Regions from separate parts of the Homo sapiens genome. Here region 2 is linked to region 1. A link is a contact called in ENCODE Hi-C or POLR2A ChIA-PET data. All regions are on one chromosome and are shown on one strand. The core of a region is the stretch at or near the end of the contact, and the rest is flanking DNA. Distances in the headings are between cores, read along the strand shown. Region 1 overlaps HMGXB3 (HMG-box containing 3). Region 2 overlaps CSF1R (colony stimulating factor 1 receptor).

Region 1 (3,541 bases), core at 345-2,844:
ACCAAGCTATTACAAATGAAAGTTGTCATAGGTATGCGGAGTTAATAAAAAGCTCCTTATTAAGTGTCCTAGTCTGTTTTGTGTTGCTATAAAAGAATACCTGAGGCTAGGCAATTTATAAAGCAAAGAGGTTTATGTGGCTCATAATTTGGCAGTCTGTACAAGAACCATAGTACCAACATCTTTTTTGGTGAGGGCCTCAGACTGCCTCCACTCATGGTGGAAGGCAAGGGGAGCCAGCATGCATAGAGATCACATACAGAAAAAGGAAGCGAAACTCATTCACCACCTCCCTTGCTCCTGCCCCACGATAATCTACTCATGAGGGATCTGCCCCCCTGACCCAAGTACCTCCCTTTAGGACCTGCCTCCAACGTTGGGGATCACATTTCAACATGAGATTTGGAGACGGTAAACATCCAAACTATAGCATTAAGCATTTAACTTCTACAGAGCCATGTATAATATGTCCATCACATATGAATCAGTATCTTATGTGTGTCTCAGGCATCATGCTGGTTGGGAATCAGTAAATAAGCAGAATCCTACCCTTACTGAAGCGGGGAGGGTGGTGGTTTAGCAGCTGTCAGATGATGAATTCTGCAGTCAAGGGGTGCACTCAGAGAACACAAAGCGGGGAGTGATTTATGCTGCCTTGGCAAAAAGGATCAGGGAGAAGCTCCATTGAAGAGAGACCTGCTTGAGAAAGACCTATTTTTAATGAGTATTTCAGAACATTGTTCCTGGAAGCCTCTGACTGGTATACAAAATTACCTTGTACCCAGAAGCCACCGAGAATTAAAGACAGATAACTTTAAGCAGTGCAGATACTTGTTTATGTATCAAAACTATCATTCATAGAGCCTTCATTGCACCATAGGCATTGTGCTAAGTGCTTTACTTATAATATCTTACTTAATCTGTATAATGGCTCTAAGAGATTACTATTTTTATGCCCCATTTCACAGATGAGGAAATTGAGACTCAGAAAGATTAAGTAAATTGCCTTGGGTCCCACATACACAGCTGTTAAGTGGCATATCCAGAACTGAAACCTGGGTCTGTTATCCTCTAAACCCCATACCTGATGAATGAGAGCTAAGTGTTGAATCCATTACCAAGAGTTGTATATAATCCTCTCATTTACTGATACAGGTTGACTATCCTGTATCTGAAGTGCTTGATACCAGAAGTGTTTTGGATTATTTCATAATTTGCAATATTTGCAGAATACATACTGCTTGAGCATCCCTAATCCAGTGATTCAAAATCTGAGATGTCTAATGAGCATATCCCTTGAATGTTGTCTCAGTGGTCAAAAAATTTCAGATTTCAGAGCATTTTGGATTGGGGTGCTCAACCTGTAGAGAAACTGAGCCCCACAGAGAAAAATAACCAGCCTTTAGTCACACAGTGAGTTATTAGCTGAGCTGGTTAGGAACCTAGGTTTGCCACCTATCAGTCATGGGCCCCATCTGTCTGCTGCTCCCAGACTTTTATTATTTTAGCCTGAAGCTGGCTCTTTCTGCTCTGAGTGCTTGGTGATCAATCCACTCTCTTCCCAGGAGGTGAGCTCACCACTCCCAGATGTACTGAATGCCACAGAGCCCCTGAGCACAGCCCAGAGGGAGATCCAGCGCCAGTCCACACTGCAGCTGCTGCGCAAAGTCCTGCAGATTCCTGAGAATGAGTCAGAGCTGGCTGAGGTCTTCGCCTTGATTCATGAACTCAACAGCTCTCGACTTATCTTGTCCAACGTGAGTGAGGAGACAGTCACCATCGAGCAAACCTCTTGGTCGAATTATTATGAGTCTCCGTCCACGCAGTGCCTTCTCTGTAGCAGCCCATTATTCAAAGGGGGACAAAAGTAAGCACCCCTTAACTCTGCCCCTAGCTACCCCATCCCATTTGGCTCATACTGCTCTTTTCTTCAGAAAACATTAAAACTATAACTGTGAAGATGTTATTCTCTGCCGTTTTTAGGCTTCCTTTAACTTTCTGATTGCTGAAAGTAAAGTAATAATTGGTAATTATCATTTCTGTTGAAATGCCTGAAAGTTATCACCAGATTAGGATTTAGTTTACATCTGGACTGCCCCACACAATGTTTAGGTTTGGGAGTTCATTGGGATTGGTTAAATTATGTAATAAATTCAGAGTTACATTAATTGTAGGGATGATTCCACAGATTCCAACAAAGTGGAAATACCTACCTAGAAAATCCTAAGCTCCAGCAAATGAGAATTTGCCATTGATCACTGAGCCCTGGAACTCCATAAAGAAGTCTCTTTCCCTTCTTTTTTTTTGTTGGTGATGTTTCTGGTACTAGCTCCCTGGCTGGGCCCCAGGAGTGCTGGCTGCTGACAGCCAGCCGTCTGCAGACAGTGACTGCCCAGGTGAAGATGTGTCTGAACCCCCATTGTCTGGCCCTGCACAGCTTCATAGACATCTACACAGGTGGGTGCCAACCTTCTCTTCCCTCAGAGCATCCCAAAGCAGGCTTGGGAACTGCCTCTATGGATGAGACCTCTGGCCCTTTGAGGACTGGGCCTTCTCAGATGGGGCTTCTGAGGAAGGGGGAGTCTTCTTCCTAAATGTCTTAGTCCCACAAGATGACTTTTACCTCTCAAGTGTTGAAGCTCTCAACTGGGATCTTTAAAATAACAGATCTTCATTGTGGAAGGGCTGGAAAATGCAGACAAATAAAAAGAGGAAACAAAAAATCAAGAGCATTGCTACTGCCATGAGATAAACACTTATTTAACAGTGTGATCAATCTTCCAGAAATGTTTATTCATCTGTGCAGAATATAAGAAATTATAGGATGTATAGGTTTATAGTCTTTCTTTGAACAAAAGTACGGTTGTGCTAGATGTTGTTTTGGAATGTGCTTTTTAAACTTAGGGGTACATTGTGGGCATCTTCCTGTGCCAGCAAGTAGAGAAGTACATGACCATTTTTATAGGGATGTATGGTGCTCCAGTTTACACTTTTGTGATTCAGTCTTTGTGTACAGCCCTAATTTGTCTTTTGGACAAATACTCAGAAGTGGAATTGCTGCACATTTACCCTTTCCTCCCCTATTATTCATCAACATCAGGCATTTGTGGAACACTCACCGTGTACCAGCCATTTTAAGACTTTGGTTGAATCCTAAGTTTTGTTTGTAGAATTGAGTGCTGAAGATGAAAGTGTATTTTTGATGTATTCTCTTTGTCTTAGAACTTAATGGTGCTTTATTTTGAATTCATGTTTTTAATGTCTTATATTATTAGATTGAGTTTGTACTATTTTATGCTCTTGCCAACAGTTAACAAAAGTGCCTATTACCCTGTTGTCTATCCAGGCTAGTACTCAGGATTATATATTTATTTAGTCAACATGTATTTTAAAATTTACATGTAGTTAAGTGTGTTGCTCCAAGTTCCATAAGTTCTGACAGATGCACTAAGTGGTGTAACTACCTTCACAATCAATATATAGAACAGGTCTATCACCCAAAACATTCTCTTTTACTGTTCCTTTGTATTTAAACCCATCC
Region 2 (3,458 bases), core at 387-2,886, 44 kb after region 1:
ATCCCAGCAGGGTGAGACTCCACCTCCACTGTTACCTGGCCACCGCGAGAGCCATCACACGCACCCACCATCTCCTCCCTGCCTCTTGGCTCAGCATCCCTCCTACACATGCCCAGCACTTGGCCTTAGGCAGGCCCCCAGTGGGAAATCCATGTCTGAGGCTGAGCTTCCGTCCTCTTTCCATACCTAGAACATTCAGAGCCTGTCCCCACCTCACCACTTGGTACTCACTGTCCCCCTGCTGAAGCAGATCTTTGCACAGCCACCTTCTTCATGTCATTCAGATTTCCGCTCTAATAAAGTGTTTCCTTCTCAGTGAGGCTCCCCGCCCTACACACTCCTTATTCAGCTACCATGTTGAATGTTTATTTTTGTAGCATGTCCAATGACTTGAGATGACCTTGCCCACTGAGTTATTTGCTCACATGTGGTTTGTCTCCCTGCCCCGACACCTTGTCAGTCCTGCCCCATAGATGATCGTGGAACCATTGAGGGGAAGAAGTGAAAGAAAGAGGACATCCCACTGCCCCCCATCACACCCAGTCCCCAGTCACCACCCATGTGGCCGCCGGCTCTCTGTCCCCACTCTTCAGGCCTGGCTGCCGGTCCCCATGCCCCACGCACCTTTCTGCACTTTCAGCCGGATGCTGATGGACATCACCTTCCTGCCACCCATCAGGGCACTGCATTGATAGTCCTGGCTCTGAATGAACTTGGCCCTGTGGATGGTGAAGCCATGCCAGGGCGAGAAGGAGTAGTTGGTGTGGCGCATGAGGGGCCGGCCACGCACACGCACCAGCGAGACGCCTGCTTCCAGCACCGGGTCTGTGAGCAGACAGGGCAGTAGTGCGTCCTGGTCCTCGAACACGACCACCTCCTGTGCTAGCACGTTCCAGGGCCGGGCAGGGTCTAGAGTAGAGGAGGGCACAGGGTTACAACTGCCCTCCCTCCACTGGGCCAAGGAGTACCTGGACATAGGTGACAAGGAAGCTCAGAGAGGCTGATCATTCATCTGAGGTCACACCACGCCAGGACAGTTCAGCGGATGCTTCAGCGTGGTGGCTCCAGAGTCAGGCGCACCTGGGCTCCAGTCTAGTCCCACTATGTGAGGCTGTGTGACCTTGGATAACCTCCCTGCACTTCTAGAAAATGCATCATCATAGACCCGACTTGCAGGGTTGTTGTGAGGACTGCATTACATTAGCAGCTCTTCCAGGTCCTTGCTCATAGCCAGCACTCAGTAAATGCAGAGCTGAATTGTTACGATTGTTAATTTTAGGGCCCATTGTAGTGGGGCCTGCCGGGTCAGGCCTCTTGGGAGGAGGCTCAGACTCCTCACCTTTGACATAGAGGTGGATGGCGGCGCTGCCTCCCAGGGGGTCTCCAGGCTCAGTGCAGCGATAGGTCCCCGTGTTTTGGAAGGTAGCGTTGTTGGTGCTGAGGATGCTGCTGGAGCCATCAGAGTACAGGGTCCAGTGAGGTGATGGGGGGCCATCCCATTCCACGCTGCCATTGCCCACACATCGCAAGGTCACCGTTGCTCCTGGCTTCACGACCAGCTCAGGGACACTGGGCTCTATCACTGGGATTCCCTGACCTGGTGGGAGAGAGGGACAGCAGACAGAAGTGAGGTCTAGGATGCGCCCCTTGGGCCGTCCTGACTCTGAGATGGGTGGTAGCTTGGCAGGGATGGTGCTGTGCCATCAAGGGACCACCTTGAACGAGCCCCTGCCCCCTGGTCATTTGCTCAGCTCCTAACCCTCAACCTGCTCAGGGACAGACTGATGTCTCTGATGTCCAGGAGGTCCCTCCTCTGAGAAAGGGGGCTTGCAGCTTGCTCAGCCTCTCACCCAGGCCTCTGTCCCCCTGGGGTCCTCAGCCTCCTGCCTCAGTCTTCCCTGCTGTGATGCCATCTTTCTACTCCCCAGGAATGGACTCTTTTAACCCTGTGTACAAAGTGGACGTATTTCTACCACCGAATGAAGAAACAAATGAATGGAATGTTCACGGCCAAGTCCTCAGCTTAATTCATATGGGAAAGAAAAAAAAAGAGATGTAGGATCTTAGCCCAGCAGAGTTAGAGAGGTCCCAAGAATCTCCTGGTGTGCCCGCTCCCACCAATGGACATCTGGTCTGCAGCACAGTGGGATGGGGAGGTGCCATGCCTCAGTTTCCCCACCTATAAAACAGGGACAATCATCGTACCCACTCATTGGTATGTTAGGCATTTTAAATGCATGGGAAGACTTTAGAACATCACCTGTCACCAAATAAATGGCTCAGTAAGAGTTAGTCACTATGTTTATTACCTAGTCTACACCCAGCAGCTCACCCCGGCACCCCCACACATCTGTGTTTACTGGGAAGCCAATCTCTTTTAAGGAAAATTTTCTTGAAGGAGAAAAGAGAACTTGAAACCCCTATCAGGCTGTCCGGGAAGAAGGCCCGTTGCCTCTGCAGCGTCAGCATTTTTCCAGGGCCTAAAATAGGGGCAAAGGAGGGAAGTGAGAGCTGATTCAAGCCTCCGAGGGGCTGCCAGGCGCCCCCCAGCCTGTGTGGGCGGAAACACATTGTTGGCGTCAGGCTCAGCCCCCGGTTTCCGCTCAGCCTGTGGCCCTTCTACAGGGATGTTCTCACTTCTGCTTCCCCAGCCTCCTAGCCACTCTCCTCTCTCCAGGCAGGGAGAGGGAGTGCCACTTGCGGGGCAGCTGTGAGGCTGGGCTCTGACGCTGACCCACTGGCTGACCCTGGCCATCCAACTCCTCAGCTCTGGCCCTTCCTCTTCCCAGTGATGGGGGCACAATGACAGGCCAGCCCCGAGGGCTTTCGGTGAATTCAGGGTATCTCCATTGTTCTCTGCAAACCCCCTTGAAATGGAAATTCCCCCTGCCCCACCATAGAGCCCAGAATTGGAAAGGTTTCCTCTCTCAAGTCCTTTCAGGATGGCTTAATTCACGTTTTGATTTTGTATTCATCAGAATGTGCATCCCTTCTCCCCAAGACTCTGATCAGCAAACGAGATTGAGTGAATTGTGAATACTGCCAAGCCTGCCACCTGGGGTTGTAGCCCTCCTATGCAGTGCAACTGCCAGGAAGAGGGACAAGTGTCATTTCTAGCAGCCTTTTTAGCAAATCTCAACAGAGCTGGGGCTGCCCTATCACTGCTGCAGCAATCTAGGGCCCCCAGGCCGGGGTTTTATAGCAGGAAACAGCTTGGAGTGTGGGCTCACACCAACTTGGGTTTGGATCTTGGTTCTTCCCTTACCAGCTGGGTTAGTTTCTTAACCTCTTTGAGCCTCAGGCTATTCTTCTGTCTGATGGGAATAATCCCAGCTCCCACCCCAAAAACTTCAGCTGAAGGTTGAGTGAGATGATGTATAGAACTACTCCTGCCCTGGGCACCTGCTTTAATTGCTACATTTCTAATGTCCCTTCTGGGCCAACTCTGATCGCTCAAG

Evidence for each region. A loop is a pair of places that touch in the nucleus more often than their neighbours do. ChIA-PET counts read pairs that join two places held with the same protein, here RNA polymerase II (POLR2A). Pooled maps may share reads with other maps.
Region 2: a pooled map shows a loop between it and region 1 (5-fold over the local background). The contact joins two enhancer-like sites. A Hi-C loop is called at or near these places in 1 of 168 maps with a recorded cell type or tissue (G401) and 2 of 50 pooled maps. POLR2A ChIA-PET finds 5 or more read pairs at or near these places in 4 of 52 experiments (BJ, CD4-positive, alpha-beta T cell, MCF 10A and 1 more).

The regions. Positions count from the first base shown.
Region 1 is chr5:150,035,071-150,038,611 of GRCh38, forward strand. HMGXB3 (HMG-box containing 3) reads left to right here. Exons shown (of 20, transcript NM_014983.3): 12 at 1,566-1,867; 13 at 2,330-2,457. Among named protein-coding and RNA genes, the nearest start is that of HMGXB3, 36 kb to the left of the region's middle. RefSeq lists enhancers at 147-196, 317-526. Within about 2 kb of position 1,595, at least 5 of the 41 ENCODE cell types and tissues checked have a DNase peak (open chromatin) inside an H3K27ac peak, as active enhancers do.
Region 2 is chr5:150,079,428-150,082,885 of GRCh38, forward strand. CSF1R (colony stimulating factor 1 receptor) reads right to left here. Exons shown (of 21, transcript NM_001288705.3): 2 at 1,340-1,597; 3 at 625-909. Among named protein-coding and RNA genes, the nearest start is that of CSF1R, 5.4 kb to the right of the region's middle. RefSeq lists enhancers at 2,217-2,858, 2,318-2,527. Within about 2 kb of position 1,637, at least 7 of the 41 ENCODE cell types and tissues checked have a DNase peak (open chromatin) inside an H3K27ac peak, as active enhancers do.